Regions from separate parts of the Mus musculus genome. Here region 2 is linked to region 1. A link is a loop called in an ENCODE intact Hi-C map of the cell type or tissue named here. Cell type or tissue: heart. All regions are shown on one strand.

The links. Peaks named below come from ENCODE experiments on the same cell type or tissue, not always from the same donor. Only the 100,000 strongest peaks of a DNase experiment are listed, where the experiment ranks them.
Region 2: a loop joins it to region 1, with 2.6 times the contacts of the local background. A loop is called at or near these places in 5 of 42 quality-filtered maps.

The regions. Positions count from the first base shown.
Region 1 is chr8:61,704,276-61,712,275 of GRCm38, reverse strand. It overlaps Palld (palladin, cytoskeletal associated protein), which reads left to right. Exons shown (of 22, transcript NM_001293772.2): 5 at 796-901; 6 at 3,209-3,283. Among named protein-coding and RNA genes, the nearest start is that of Gm51576, 23 kb to the right of the region's middle. In heart, no CTCF peak of the experiment used is centred here; a DNase peak (open chromatin) is centred at 3,135.
Region 2 is chr8:61,829,601-61,837,600 of GRCm38, reverse strand. The region is part of intron 2 of Palld (palladin, cytoskeletal associated protein); the gene reads left to right. Among named protein-coding and RNA genes, the nearest start is that of Palld, 69 kb to the left of the region's middle. In heart, no CTCF peak of the experiment used is centred here; DNase peaks (open chromatin) are centred at 4,200, 5,400 and 6,540; H3K27ac peaks cover 262 bases.

The DNA.
Region 1 (8,000 bases):
ATGTTTTTTGTTGCTAGTAAATATATAACAGTTATCTCTATTTAAAATGCTAATTTCCCTGATTAGATCTTACACATTAATATAAATACTGTACTGTAAGACTGTTACAATAATAAAATAATCGTATTTTATTTGAAAAATCATGTCCAGTCAACATCAGATAATCATCATTGCTAATGAAGACTATACATTTGTACATTTTTTTTCTGATTTAAATTAGAATTCAAATGCAGAGATTTCACACCCTCTCAGCCACACTGAGCCAGGCAATGGACTGATTCCCCTTGGTTTTTCTCTTCTACAACACTAAAGTCTCAGAACTAAGAGAAGACAAAAATTCTCAACAAAATTTGAATCCAGCAAAAGCGACAGCTGTTAGCCCTAAAATAAACACTAAAACTGAGTTAAATATAGGACCCTAACCGTAAAGATGTCAAATATTTGCTAACTGATAGAGATTGAAGCTTTCCAAGATTCTATTTTCTCTTGGGATTTTAAAAAAAATAATACCTTAATAATCTTTATCAGTGTGAGTTGCCTCTGGTTCATTTTCTTTCTTCTGTGTGTTTATTAAAGTCAGTTCTATCCAGGTCCTGACCACACAGCTCTTTTGGCAGTTTGTTTTGATAAGTTCCAACTTCTGAAACAAATTTTAATGGAAGTAGACCGGGTCTACAAATAGAAACCCAGGTCTTCTGTAAAAATAGTTTAAAGAATAATTGCTAATTTATAAAAACACAAAACAACAACAAAAACAAACAGCTTCTACCTAACACTCGCTTCCCTATTTTCCAGAGCTCAGAAGAAAACAACGTCCGTTTCCTTAACGATAGGATCCTCAGCTCCGAAAACAGGAGTGACCACAGCTGTGATTCAGCCCCTATCTGTGCCCGTCCAACAGGTAATTGTGCCTCCAGCCACCAAGGAGCTGAGTTCAGGAACATCAGGCTCTTCTGTTTTATGAATACGAGTTCAATTCTAACTGACAAATTCCCATGCAATATTTTCTGAGGAAAAAAAAGAAAAACTACCCACAATCGAAGGAAGAAAAAAAATAATGGTTAATGTTCTCATTTTTGCTCATTAAGAATAATCTGTAATCACAGCCACACTACCAGGAAGTCACCAGCCAAGCTCAAATAGGAATTTCTGAGCTGATAATAAGCCTTAGCTCTGACTGTCCTCTCTGACCTTCCTTTCAGTTAGCCTATCTCATTAGCTTATTTATTTAAAGAGACCAATAATGTTCACACACCAACCAAAAACTTTTCCCATCTCAGAAGGCCAAACAGTATGGCTTAGAAAAAATAAAATAAAATGGTTTGATTTCACTATACTGTTTTTAAATATTGGTTTAGGGTCCGTGTGAGACTGTTTTATTGAAGAAAGAGCAAGTTCTAGGAAGGGACTGTAGTAGGTTTACTCTCCAAGCACCATCAGCATTACTCCTTAAGTAAAAGACAAAATCAAATGTCTGTAAAGAATTGATATGATGTGAATCTGTAAGTCCAACAGTAGTAGTAGGTTTCCCGGACACTCCTGGTAAGTAAACCCATCCCTAGTTAAAAGATTTGTCTCGTGTGCATCCCCATGCCTTCCATGAGTTCTTATTACTCACAATATTATCAGAATCATAACAACTACCACATGCCATACATAGTAACATGTAAGAGATGAACTTTAGGGGAAAGACATTTGTGTTCATAAACCAACAAGAATAAGTGACTCAGTAGAGGCAGCCATAGTAGGTATTTCCTTTAAACCACTGAACTAGAGTTTTCATTCAAAACTAATGGTAGCCTTAACTCAAGAGTTTGGCTTTTAGTTCTCAACTAGAATTTATGTAAATGCTAACCACTCTGCTAGATATTTAATAGCAGAAAGCAGAAGTCATCAGCGCCCCCTCCTTCCCAGTCTGGCTGGGCAAAACTCTAGAAGCTTCTCAATATGACCAAATGTATTGTGAGATACAGATGAGAACATACATTGATGTATAGATGCAAACACTACAGTGATGTGTAGAGTACATTGTCAATGGCTTTATTTATAAGAACTCCGAATAATGAGTCCTAGTTTACAGATGTGAGGCTGAAGTGCTCATCATTTCTTCCTTACAGCCAATGAGAAGAAATGTTTAATATATGGGAGCCAGAGTTTCTGGGTTCAAATCCCAGCTCTACCCACTTACTGAAGGGACTTCCGAGCAAATAGCATAACCTCTCTGGGCCTAATTCCTTTGTCCGCAAACTGGAGATGATAAGACCAGGGGTGTCTCCCCGGGGTGTTGTGAAGAGTTTCTTACTTAGTTTTTATGTGACGTTTCAAACAATGTCTGACCCAGGGTAAGGCTATAAAAGTATTCGTGTATGCTTTGGATGTCCACGATAGTGAAAAGTGAGACACAGGCCTCCCTCCTGAAACATAAGCCAGTAAAATATATTCCTGGGACAATGAATAAGATCTGTCACTGCCATAGTATCTCCACCGCACTGTGGTGTCACACAGTGTGTCCAGACAAATGTGATCAGATGGCTATCGATTTATAAGTAAGTCCAGATTGCCTGAAAATAAGCAATTTCACACACAAAAGAGTTCCATTCCCTGCTTTTTATTTTCCATTCACAACTCTGAAAGCTTTTACCTCCCCTGAGATGACTGCTGTTCAATAACAGTTTCAGTGCCTTGACATTTTTTATTTTTTACACATCAATAAATGAGTTTTATTTCTTTCCCTCATAATTTCTATCTCCCTTTACTGACAGAGTTCACATTAAAAACAAGATCGGCAGATGTTCCCATTTCTTACCTTACCCTCCATTGCCCATAGCTTATCCTTTTGATTCAATGAATCCGGAATGTATTTTAAAATAAAATATAGCGTCTGTGAGACGGTCTGAACAGACCCCTGTGGAAGTCCCACACACAGAAATCCATTTGGTAATAGCATTTAAAGGCTCTCAGAGTCCCCCAGGACCCAGGGAGCTCTTGCCTCCAATATCCTTTTGACCAAAGAAGAGTAACAGATGTGAAATTAGGGGGCAGAACAATGTCTGTACTGTAAGAGTAGACTAGCGGGTAACGTGTGGCGACACTCCCATAGCCTGGAATCACTCACGTGGAGCAATCCCCATAATGAAAGGCTTCTCTAGCTCATCCCTTCAAAGATGTATAGGTTGAGAATCTGATCCATGTGTCTCTGCTCTTTCAGGCTCACAGCGCTACTTCATATCTCTGCCGACCTGACGGAACCACCATGGGCTGCCTTCTTCCTGTTTTTACTAAGGTCTGACATCTGGAAGTCTCATTCTCCATGTTTTCTTTAGTGCTTAAATTTCATTCACATGTGACTTTATGTAGCAGCCCTTAAGATTTGAAATGAAGATATTAATAGGCAGATCACCATGGTTACCTTAGGGGATAGGTAGGTATTCATTGAATAATGACTGTATGGCTGTTTTCTTATGCAAGATTGAGAAATGTGGTTGGACGCAGGTGAAGCAGATGTCTGACTTAATGGGAAAGCTAAGAGAGGTATGAATAATTCAGTGTTTAATTTATTTCCTTTCTTTATAGCTGGGCATGATGGCATATAACTGTAGCCCCAGCACTTGGAGGGAGAAGGGCAAGGGTTTTTAAGAGTTTGAGGCCAGGACTAGTCTGTACAATGAATCCCAAGAATCAGTCAGGTTACTTTTTTACTACCAGGGAAACCTCTTGAAAGATCTAGGAAGCTTTACAAGACAAAAACAAAAAAAACCAACAACCCAAGCAAACAAACAAACAAAAAACTGATTTTTCCACTTGTTTTAAGTTGGAGATTTACATTGCCAAGTTGAAGGAGTCCCATGCCATTCTGACAGGAGTCAGAAATCTGTCCATGCAGATTCTCTTTCTTTCTTTCTTTGTGTTTTTTGGAGAGAGTCTAAAACTTTATTGATGGACATTTTAAAAGGCCAAATAAGAGGAAAAATAAGCCATTCTCATGTAGAAAGATTAATAAAGTCCTTAGTCCCCTGACATAGGGTATCTCTGATACAATTTTGCTGAACTCCCAACAAGTTTCTTGTTTCTATCCATTTGTTTGATATAGAATTTAGTAGCCTGGTTCTAAAAGTTATGTTGTAAGGGGGTGGGGGAGTTACTGTAAATAGCCAGGGTCCTACTAAAGAAATAAAAGGGGCACCATTATGGAAGAAATGAACTTGCCTTATAACATACTAAGGTACCCTAAAGATCTGTTATCTACATTAAAAGTTTAGCATCCATAATCTGAAATGCTTTAAAAACTAAAATGTCGTATTTTGACGGATGCCTGAGTGGAAGATCCTATCACACACAAAGTGACAAATCTCAGTCCACGTGCAGGTGTATTATATAAACACTGTATAAAATTTCCTTGGGATATGTGGGTTAGGTATTCAGAAAACATTACTGAATTTCATGTTTGCTTGTGCCCTGCCTTAGTGTATTTTCTGTTGCTATGATAAACACCATGACCCAAAGCAACTTGGGGAGGAAAGGGTTTATGTGGCTATGCGTTCAGGTCACGATCCAACAGAGAGGGAAGTAACAGCAAGTAAGAAAGCAGAAATCAAGGAGGAGCTGTGCTTTCTGACTGGCTCCCTAGCTTCTGCTCAGCAAGCATTTTTTGTATAACCCAAGACTCCTTGCGGAGGGATTGGCACCACCCATAGTGGTCTGGACCCTCCTACATCAATTAGTAATCAAGAAAATACCACACTGTCCTGCCCACGGGACAGTCTGATGGAGGCAACCCCTCAACTGAAACTCAGTGGGTAATTCCAGGCCAGCAGAAGCTAACTAGGAGAGATCCGATGCCCAAGATATCCCCATGTCTATGTAAACACTCCAGTGTTTAAAACAAATCCAAATCCCAAATCCAAAACACTTTTGGATAAAGGCATGAGTCTCCTCAAATTGCTGAGGAGTCAGAATAGCAGAGATATTTCAATAACTGCAGGCACGTAGACACACTTGGGGACACAGTGAATTCTTTTAGTAAGATAAAAAAAAAAATAAAATAAATGGAACTCCACACTTTTCACAAAAAAAAAAAAAATTCCAAGTACACTGAAGATACATGAGAAAACCACTCTGAAATCCTCAGTGAGGATGCCTGAGTGGCTCAGGGGCATCATTCCTGGCCTCAGGATGCTGCAGTCAAAGAGTGCTGTGAGTTCAAGATAAGCCGGGGCTAGGGAGTATGAACCCTCTGGAGAAAGGAAGAGAGAGATGGAGAGAAGGAATTTCTGTCAGGCCACACCAAAAGCAGCTTTGTTATCTTTGTGGGGGTAGGGGGGGTTATTTTCCCTCTGAAGCCTGACTGAATCCAAGCTTAGTAAAGGCCTCTTTCCACAAGTCACCCTTTTCCCAGTGAGCGTAGAAAACAAATGGTATCTGTTGAAAAGCCTCCCCCCCCCCCAAAAAAAAAAGCTAGAAACAATAAAAGCCAAAGAAATCCTTTAAGACTGTGACAAACCTAAGTCTCTGGTACAGATATTTTCTTCTGGTGCTTTGAGCAGGGACCGCCTAGAGGGACCATGCTCACAGTCAACATGAAGTATAAGAGTTTTTCACAGCCAACTTCTCAAGGACATCTCTGGAAGACTGTGTTAAATCATGCATTGCTAACCATGACTCATCGGATGCAGGGGCACCTTAGGCTAAGACACCTTTAGCCCAGGCTAGCCTTCAACTCACAATCTTCCTTCCTCAATTTTCTCAGTGCTGGGATTTTAAACATTGCACCACTATGACCAACCCTCCCATGACTCTTCATTTAAACAGATCAAGTCCATATTGAGTGTACAGGTGGAGGAACACAAAGGTACCATTTAGTTTTCCTTCATCCCAAGGTCAAATGCTTCCTTTGTCATGGCCTGGCTCGTGTAAACATGAGATTCCTTCCTGGACACCTAGAACATGCTGAAAAATCTAGAACTGAAACCTCAGAGTCATCCACTGCAATCCAACTGCTAGGACACAGACACTGTTAACAGTTATCTTACCCCCCCACCACCACCACTACCACCATAATTACCACACATATAAATCAAATCATGAACTGTTCTGTGTACTAACAACATGGCTGGGAAATACGATTTTTAATATATGTTGCTTTTTTAAGAAATGAAAGGCAGAGAGTGTGTGGAAGCGGTGTGTGCATCTCCACCCTCTAACCTGGTGCCTGGTGTGGCATGCCTGCTTTCTGCTGGATACATCTCCTCCCTGCAACTGCTTTCTCCTTTTCCCTTTAAGCAGCTTCCCTCTGTGGTCTGCAGCATCCTTTTTAGGCTAGGCTTTAGTGGAGCAGGTTTAGACAATGACCCTGCACCTGCTCTTAACTCAGATGACACTTGGACTCATCACACTGATTCTCTGGCATTCCTCTTGTGCATGGCAGTGACAGTGCATGGCAAGGGGACTCTTCCTATCAAAGGAGTACCTCCATCTATTTCCTCGTGTTTCTCTAAAGATTCCCAGCATGGGTAACAAGGATGGTCACTGGATGGCTACTCCAGAGGGCTGTTCTTTCCTTAGACCCTTCCAGGGAACCACAGTGCCAAGTGAACATGATCTGTGTTGACAGGTCTTCATATGGAGCCGGAAGCATCCAGGGCGCCCAGATTCCACACTGAATTATGATTCAGATGGCTAAGCACAGCTTCTGAAGGTTGATTCTCATCATTCTGAGGGCTCCTCCTTGTTTGTTTTAATGGCTTACTGGGCTTAACCATCTATGATGCATGTGCCTGTGTGTGTGTGTTTGTGTGTGTGTCGTTGTGTGTTTGTGTCTTTGTGTGTATGTGTCTTTGTGTGTGTGTCGTTGTGTGTTTGTGTCTTTGTATGTATGTGTCTTTGTGTGTGTCTTTGTGTGTGTGTCTTTGTGTCTGTGTGTCTTTGTGTCCGTGTCTTTGTGTACACATGTGCATGCCTCTCACTACAGTAGAAGGCAAGCTGGAACTGAAGTCTAGGAGCAAGCATACATTTCTGTTGCCCTTTATCGGTAGGCATCTGTGCTTTTGCTATTTCTCTTGCTTTTAAACACAAAGGGAAAAAGCCACATGGTTTTAGGAATAAATCTAATCTCCTTTGATGCCTAAAAGCTTAAACATGAAAAATATTTGGGTGTCATTTGTTATATACCAGAACTAGCTTCCTGGAGATATTTCATAGGTTGGCTCATAGAAAGCTGGACCGCACACTGTGCTCTGAAACACTAAATTAACTCATCTCTGGCTACATTCATGAACTACAAAACATTTACTTAAAAGTCAGAGATTTTCTAGGGCTAGCATCATGTCCCATCTGATAAAGGCACTTTTTTTTTAACCAAGCCTGAGTTTATTCCCTAGGACCCACATGGTAGAAGGAGAGAACCAACTCCCTTGAGTTATGCTCTGGCATGTGTATACCCCAGTCCCACACACAGTGAATAAACAAATATAGTAAAACATGAAAAGAGATTCAAAGCCCAGCGACTTGTTGCACTTTAAAACACAAATGGAAAAAAGAATGCAATCATTAGTTGATTTTTTTTTAAGAATAAGTCTCAGGTAGCCCAGGATAGCCTCACATCCTCAATATAGCTGAGGATCACTTTAAGGTTGTGATCATCCAGCATCTACTTCTGTCTGTGCTGAAAATTTTTAAATGAGATTTCAAGCGTAGTAAGTAAGCGCTCTTCCATCGACTCTACAGCTCCAACCCCAGTAGCTGATAACCTTAAACTTTTCATTTACACACACACACACACACACACACACACACACACACACACACACATTCTCCTTACTGTCCAAATCCAGACATCATTCTTCTACTTTAATAATTGATAGGAAAATACTATAGGCTTTTAGACTATGCACAGTGCTTTAGCACACACCCTACGCAAGGAACATTTGCTAAATCACATACTACTTTTACTTTTTCCCGTTTGCTGTAAGATTTGTGACTCACTGTTACTCCCCCAGACCCTT
Region 2 (8,000 bases), 130 kb before region 1:
TACTAAGACTTCTTTTTTCAACTTCTAATTGATTAAGAGAGCTAGCTAACTTTTCACTCTTCATTTCCCTGTTACGTTTCTTAATCTTCAGGCCGCCAATCTACGGCTGGTAGTAGGAGTCTGTCCATGTTGCAGTACTGATATTTTTCATCTGTTTCAATCTGGGGAAATCTGTAGAGCTACAAAATCATACCAAGAGACTCAGTGATCCAGGTCACACATTCCTCTGTCACTACAGATGGTCATGTCTATAGGTATGACCCTTACCTATAAATTTTTTATTTTTTTTTATTTTATTTTTATTTTTTATTTTTTTTTGGTTTTTCGAGACAGGGTTTTTCTGTATAGCCCTGGCTGTCCTGGAACTCACTTTGTAGACCAGGCTGGCCTCGAACTCAGAAATCCACCTGCCTCTGCCTCCCGAGTGCTGGGATTAAAGGCGTGCGCCACCACGCCCGGCCTAAATTTTTTAAAAGTAACAATATTATAAAGCTGTTGTAATGCTGACCCCCATAAGTACATTAAACTGTTTAAGGTTAAGTACATTCTTTTTTAATCATTTTATTTTTACATGCATGGATGTTTTGCATATATATATGTATATGTATATGTATATGTATATATATATATATATATATATATATATATATATATATATATATATATGCACATTACATGTGTGCCTAGTCCTCATGGAGACCAGAAGATCCTATCTGATCCCCTAGAACTAGAGTTACAAGTGATTCTGAGCTGTGCTGAGGTGCTAGGAGCCAAACCTGTGTCTTCTGGAAGAGCAGCCAGTTCCCATAACCACTGACTCATCTCTCCAGTCCACATAAGTAAACTGTAAAGGAGTTTTAATTAAGAAGCAAGTAATTTAAACATCCTCATACTTTCATATGCTAAGAAACCTTTCTCCGTTCTTGCTTTCATCCCTTTCCAGTAACAAACCTGACTTGAGAAAAGTAGCAGAATGTAATTGTTGGGCTCTGTCAATATGAGCCATCAGTTCTCTGGTGAAATGAAGAGCTTCGGTAGTCTTTAAAAGACAAACATAGCTCATTGCTCTACTAGTCGTCAGTATGATTTCAGTGGAGTAAAATGCATCTTACACAGAATGGGAGGAAATGCACCAAAGAGAAATAGCCTTTATAACATCAGAGTTTTGAGAAACTCTCCTATATTTCTATCCTTTTAATTACTTAATGAGAAGTAAGAGATTTATTATTTTAGTTTCTTCTACCGAGAGGCATTTAATGGAGTTTGAAATAAAAATATGGAATATAAATCTACCATTACTAAAGACGTCCTCTTCCCCCTCCCAGAAAAGTATGCTTGTCTATGATCTCCAAATGGTAGCAATAAGAGCTAAGGGGGTATATGCCAATGGTAGTTGGGAACACAGTACAGAATAAAAAGCTATAGAAAACAATGCTATCTGAAACAATCATGGATGACCAGAGACTCTTCAGTGGAAAAGGGAAGGATGCCTGGATTTGCCTACAGGGGGGGAGATGGGACCACTCTATTCAGACCTGAGGCCTGCTGGAGAAGTATGTTATCCTCTGGGCTTCTTCAAAAGCATCCTTGAGGCTATTCGTTTTAGAAATCTGGCTCTGAGTGTTTATTAGAAGTAAGGATCTTCAATTAGCACATCAATCATCCCTGCCTCTGCTTTGTCATAAAACTAAAAGCAAGAGGCTGAAGGAGCTGCCATAGTAGGACATGAACCAGATGTTCTGTTTCTGGATGGACTTCCCAAGTGTAACAGACTCAGAATAGAGATACAGTTCACTCCAAGGCAATTGCTTTAATCCCTCGTTATTCATCTATGTATTCGGTATCATGTGCAAGCTGGACACTTCATTCATGATTTATCTAAAAGGTTGCATTCAGGTGGCATAGTTGTTAAAAGATATGGATTCTGTTCTGCAGAGAGAGGCTCAGGTGCAAATGGTGTCACCTAAAAGTGTACTCTTCAGTTATTGTAAGTCTCCATTTCCCCTTTGTAAAATGTATCTAAGACAATCTAAAAGGATAACACTGTGGAACAGAGAAAAATTTTAACCTCTAAGCATATTTTTTATATTACATATATTTTTTAAAATTTTTGGCTACATTTAATTAAGAATGTGTTTGTGTATGTATGTATGTATATGTGTGTGTATATGTGTATGTGCATGTGTGTATGTATATGTATATATATATATATATATATATATATATATATATATATATATGTGTGTGTGTGTGTGTGTGTGTGTGTGTGTGTGTATGTGTAGAAAGAGTATGCATAGCAAAGCATGCATGTGAAGGTCAGGGGACAACTTAAGATAATCCATTCTCTCTTTCCATCCTTTGGGTCCCAGGGATCAGACTCAGGACATCATTGATTGGTAGGCAGCAAGTACTTTCACTCAATGAGCCTTCCCACCAGTCCTCTCAGCAAAGTTCTTAACACATGTTGTGTGTTTATAAATGGTACCATACTTCTAGTACCTTTACAAATAGGAAACAGGAGTTAAAGAAAAAAAAACTGATTTTTTTTCTTACAGTCACTTTTTTTTTCAAAAATGGAACTTTTGAGGTAAAATTTTGCATAAGTAAACAGAATACAGTATAGTATTTTTAAGTATGCAAATTAATACCTGAATATCCTGAACTAAAAATAGTAGGGACAGAGTTATGTTGCACTAAGCTTGACAACTTTCTAGTACCCATATGAAGGAAGAGCAAAACTGACTCCCACAAGGTGTCCTCTGACCTCCACACATATGCTGTGTGCACATGGAGGTGTACACACACACACACACACACACACACACACACACACACACCTACATGTAATCAAATAAATAAATAAAAGTTTTAAGAGCTATTTATTTCTAAAGCAAAAATACCCATTCCTTGTGCAAAGCTTAAGATCTTTATTCTGTCCTAGCTTATAAAGCATTCAGTTATATTTGTGAAAAAAATCATTGTTAGTATCATTTAATATTAACTTTAATATCCTCAAACTGACTTAACAATAAAATAAAAATGAATATGGGAAAGTACAGAAGTTTGTGTTAGCGAGAAAGACACAGGATGAAGTATCAAAACTTGAGGGCACCACCCAGATGCCTTCAGACCCATTGTATGCTGTGTATCCAACATTCCCTTGCATCTGAGTCATGCAGCCTAAAAGGAGTGAGGCCATTGTCTAAAGCTTCTGGCTCCATTTATTCTGAGTGCCTCCATGCACAGATTAGCCAGCAGACAAACTGGGGATCTGCAATCTCTCCCAAGAAGCATCTAAAACCACTGGCTCTGCACTCGGGTTTCCACTTGCTGTTTGTTTAATCTATGTTTGCCCTGTAGAGTTCCACATAACCAAGTAGGTTCCAATGAGTTGGAACCTATCCTATGGCAAAGGCCCCCACTGTTCTCCTAGCTGCTATGTGTCTCTTTAAGTATTACTTTGAACCCTAGCTGTTGTCTTTATCTCAATCTCAGCACGAAGAAGTAGACCAACTGAAGGAGGAAACCATTCAGAGCCTATTGCCCTTGTCTACTATCCCCTTTGGATACGTGGAATACATGGAAATTATCTTTCCTCATCCCACGGTGGTGGTGTAAAGGTTAGCAGGTTCATAAGGAAGCTGGGATAAATTCTTCAAGGACATCCATTAGGAGAGTCACTGCACTACACTGGCAGGCATTGATGGGTCCCTGAAAAAAGAAATGGGAGAGTCAGAACCCTGTGTCATGACCCAAAGAGAGTTTCTATCTTACATATGTTTGGGGAACAGAATCATATCACAAATCTAGGAGGCACTAGATAAAGTTAAATTGTAACTCAGTGTATCCTGGGACTGGGCTTGCACAAAAGAAGAAAGAACACAGGCCACAGCACATTTTGCCTATCAACTTTATGAACAGAGAGTGCAAGGGTGTGTGGACTGATTTCTGGGAGAGAGAGAGAAAGAAGCTAGGTTCAGTGATCTAACAAGCAGAATCTTCATAAACATGATCCACTTTCTAGTAAGATGCCCCATGTTCACTTTAATTCAGAAGCAACCTCCTTCAAGAACGAGAAGGTCCAGTCCCATGTAATTCTAAGAACCTATCATGCTGAGAGCGATGACCTTGCCTCCCCTCCCTCAGGGAGAACATGGTCAAGGCTGTGAGCCAGCACAGGGCAAGGAGACTCTCTACTAACCTCTTCCCTCCTGTCCACACATTTCCTGCCAGCAAGGAAGTGCGATAAGGGGGAAAGGTAAAGGGACAGAACAGTGTCCCAGTGGGCAGCTTTGCTTTCTCTGAGCTATGGCTTGCACTAACTCTGGGTCTCACTGAGTGCTTTTGTAGGTTCCCTGTAGTCTCACTCCTCAAGTACCCCTTAGCCTGGCAGAAACATTCTCATTTTGAGCCATGTAAGTGTCCTTTACCCCTGGCAGATCAGCTATTCACTGCTAGCCTCTCCTTTCTGTCTCACTCTCTTCTTAACCCATCCAGGGAGCCCTAGTGTATCTACCCTAACAGAATACATTTCCTACATTTACTGTTATATTCTCTGACCTCTCAGACTTCTGTCTTAGTTAACGTTTTACTGCCATGAACAGACAAGTCTTATAAGGACATTTCATTGGGGCTGGCTTACGGGTTCAGAGGTTCAGTCCAATATCATCAAGGTGGGAACATGGCAGCATCCAGGCAGGTATGGTGCAGGAGGATCTGAGAGTTCTATATCTTCATCTTAAGGCTGCAAGGAGAAGACTCACTTCCAGGCAGCTAGAGTGAGGGTCTTAAACTCATCCCCACAGTGATACACCTACTCCAACAAGGCCACACATCCTAATCGTTCCACTCCCTGAGCCAAGCATGTATAAATCATTACAACTTTCTTCTGGGATTTTCTGAAACAGACAGAACTCAGTCATCTTTATACTTCAGCTTTCTCAGGAACAAACTGGTTATTAGCCTTCTGTGTGTGCCAAATGCAAGGTCAAGTCCAGAACTCTATGCTTGTCCCTTCCTCCATCCCTAGGTTTGTAGCTAGGTGAGAGTACCCACTCTTCATTCCTTGCGCAGGAGATCCCTCCGGTAATGGGATACTAAGGGATTTGTTTTGCCAGCCTTTCTATCCTTTTTTGTTCTCTACCACTGTGTCCAGCCTGATTGAGAGTCCTAAAAGAGGTTTTTTTTTGGGGGGGGGGTGTGTTTTTTTAATCCTCTCATCTGTGGCTTTATTTCAAACCCACATGGCTGACTGGTACCTACCGTACTTGTGCTTCAGTTGACATAGAGGCCAGATAAGCACCTACTCTAGCATCCTGTTACATAAGTGAAAATGGAATTTCTTTGGAATGGTATCCATTGTCATTATGCCAGGACCTCATCATAATCAGCACTGCAAAGGAAATACCAGAGGAAGCAATAATGATCCGCCATTTGTTGTAAAGCCCGACCTAAGGTGTGTCTTTGTTCTATGTTTATATAATGGCAAGGTTCACTTTATAATGTAACTTTCCACATGGCAATTGAAATAGCAGACACAGAGGTTATTACAGGACTAGGGCGGAACATATGAACTACCCATATGGTTTTATGTGCTCTAAAATAGCATCTTACAGTTCTTATGTGGTGCTTAAAATCCCCCCTTTGACTCAAAGGGAATTGCAAAGTCTTTATCAAGAAATATTTTCCTGGGAAGAAAAGAGTAATGTGAAGAAAGCACCCTGGGACTTTTAAGCATACCAAGCCTTTCACACTATACTGCATTTTATTTTGTCTGCTAGGGCTCTTTGTTTCTGTAGTCTCCAAAGAGGAAAGCCTGTGTAATAGCTGATCAGTGCCATTAGCAAGAGTATAAGAAGGTGAACCTTAGTGTAGCTTTGCTGAAAGGGAAGCAGGCAGTCATTGAAAGTTGAGAGTATGTGATGTTGATCCCACCCTTCTGATAAATAATGCAGGAATTATTTGTTCTTACACTCAGCAAAGGACAGCTGCACCTGGACACTGGACTTCACCACCAGAAAAGAGAATTAAATCAAAAGACAAACACTGCTGAGCTATGTTAGGATAATGAGTTCAAATATACATATTTCAAATAGAAGAATCTCACTGCAGTGCTGACATAGGGACAATGGGGAATATGGAGTTTTGGAAATAAGGAGAAGTGTAAACCAGAGGTCTCACCCAACTCTCACTGAGACATGTTTGGGTCCATAAGGCATCTAAATGACTGTGTGTGTGTGTGTGTGTGTGTGTGTGTGTGTGTGTGGTCACTGTTTATTTCATAGGACTATTTAAAATGGTCCTGTTTAGTAAAATGCAGGGGTGTGATAACACAGGAGTAATTTCACAGCAACCATAGATTGTGGTGGGTTATGGTTTCAGCTTGTGAAACAAACTAGTTCAGTTATACTAAATAAAATGCATGACCTCTAAGAAAAGGCCCTCGAATCCTTTAAGGGCACTCGCTCTCCACAGTGACAGCCTTCACCTTACTCAATCCCTCAAGAATGAAGATGCTCATCCAGTAACCCTGCCAGCCAGGAAGGAAACAGACGCTGGGAAGTGTTAGGACTGAACACAGTGTTGACATTGCAATCCGAAACTACCCGGCAGCCTCTGGTATCAGGTTCACACATAATCTGAACCAGACAGATTTCTTTTGAAACATTGCTTAAAAGTGGCTTAAATTGGAACACGAATACTGCAAATAGCAGGAAAGTGATTATTCTCAGCAATCCACATGAATTAAAAAGCATTAAATCAAAGTGACTTGTGCTGCCTTCAAAAGGAGTGGCTGTTCCACGGTGCCTATTTCAGGAATCATATTATTGGGGAACCAGGTACGAAACTCATGAGTCTATTCATACCTATATTTGTCTACCTGTTCTTGTAAGCACTGTAGTAAGACTATGAGCTCTGTAGAAGGTAGATCCAACTGCACTGTCGTGGAGTTTTAACCTGTAAGTACATTTTTATAAAAATCTGGTTTTCATTTCGTTGGTTGGCTGGTTTGGTTTTTGCTATTTGGTAAGATAACCCTATGGTACTGGAAACAGGTGTATATTTATTCAGTTGGTCAGGCAAACGTTATATGCCCCAGTACAGGGGAATGCCAGGGCCAAAAAATGGGAATGGGTGGGTAGGGGAGTGGGGGGGGCACTTTTGGGATAGCATTGGAAATGTAATTTAAGAAAATACATAATAAAAAAAGAAAAAATAAAAGAAATGCATATACACAGATAATACTGCTATAAGGAGGATGTTGCTTATAAGTCATTGACTCTAAAAAGCAGGATGACCTAGAATAACGGGGTAGGCACTGTCTGTGGAAAATGGGAAAGGATTTGTCTTGAAGATGAAAATGTCTTAAGTGGATGCCACTATGCCCTGAAGCTGGGAAGATACCAGGCTTGTACAGCTCCAGCCAGAGGCCAGATCCTACAGACTCCTGCAAGCCCTCTCTGGATGGACCGAAGACCATGGAGACCCATGGAGTTACAGTAACAGACACTAAAATTGGGCCTCATTAAAATGTCTCCATGATTAAAGACAAATTGTAATACAACTAAGAAGTCCCCAGAAAACTGCACATAAAACTATTCGTCAATTTTCTTCCTTGAGTTTTCCTTCTGCCACTCATGTTAACATGGCTTTTAAATTAATGGTCAAGGGAATGGTCACCTCAAAAACAAACTAAATTTTGTCAGCAGTAAAGACACTTGCCCAGGTATCAGGTGGAGTAAAGGAAGAATGGCCTCCTGAAAGTTGTCTTCTGACTTCCACACCACATACAGACTTGCATGCTCATAGCATGTACCTGTTCCACACATAAATAAATATCATTATAAAAAAAATACCCAGATCTTTTTCTAACCCCAGATGAGCTGCCAACTAAGGCCTGGAAGGAACTAGGTAACCCTTCTTTGTATGATTTCTTTTCCAAGGGTGCAGATTTTTCGATTTGTTTACTACTGAAGTGCAAACATTGTAGAAGTAACTAA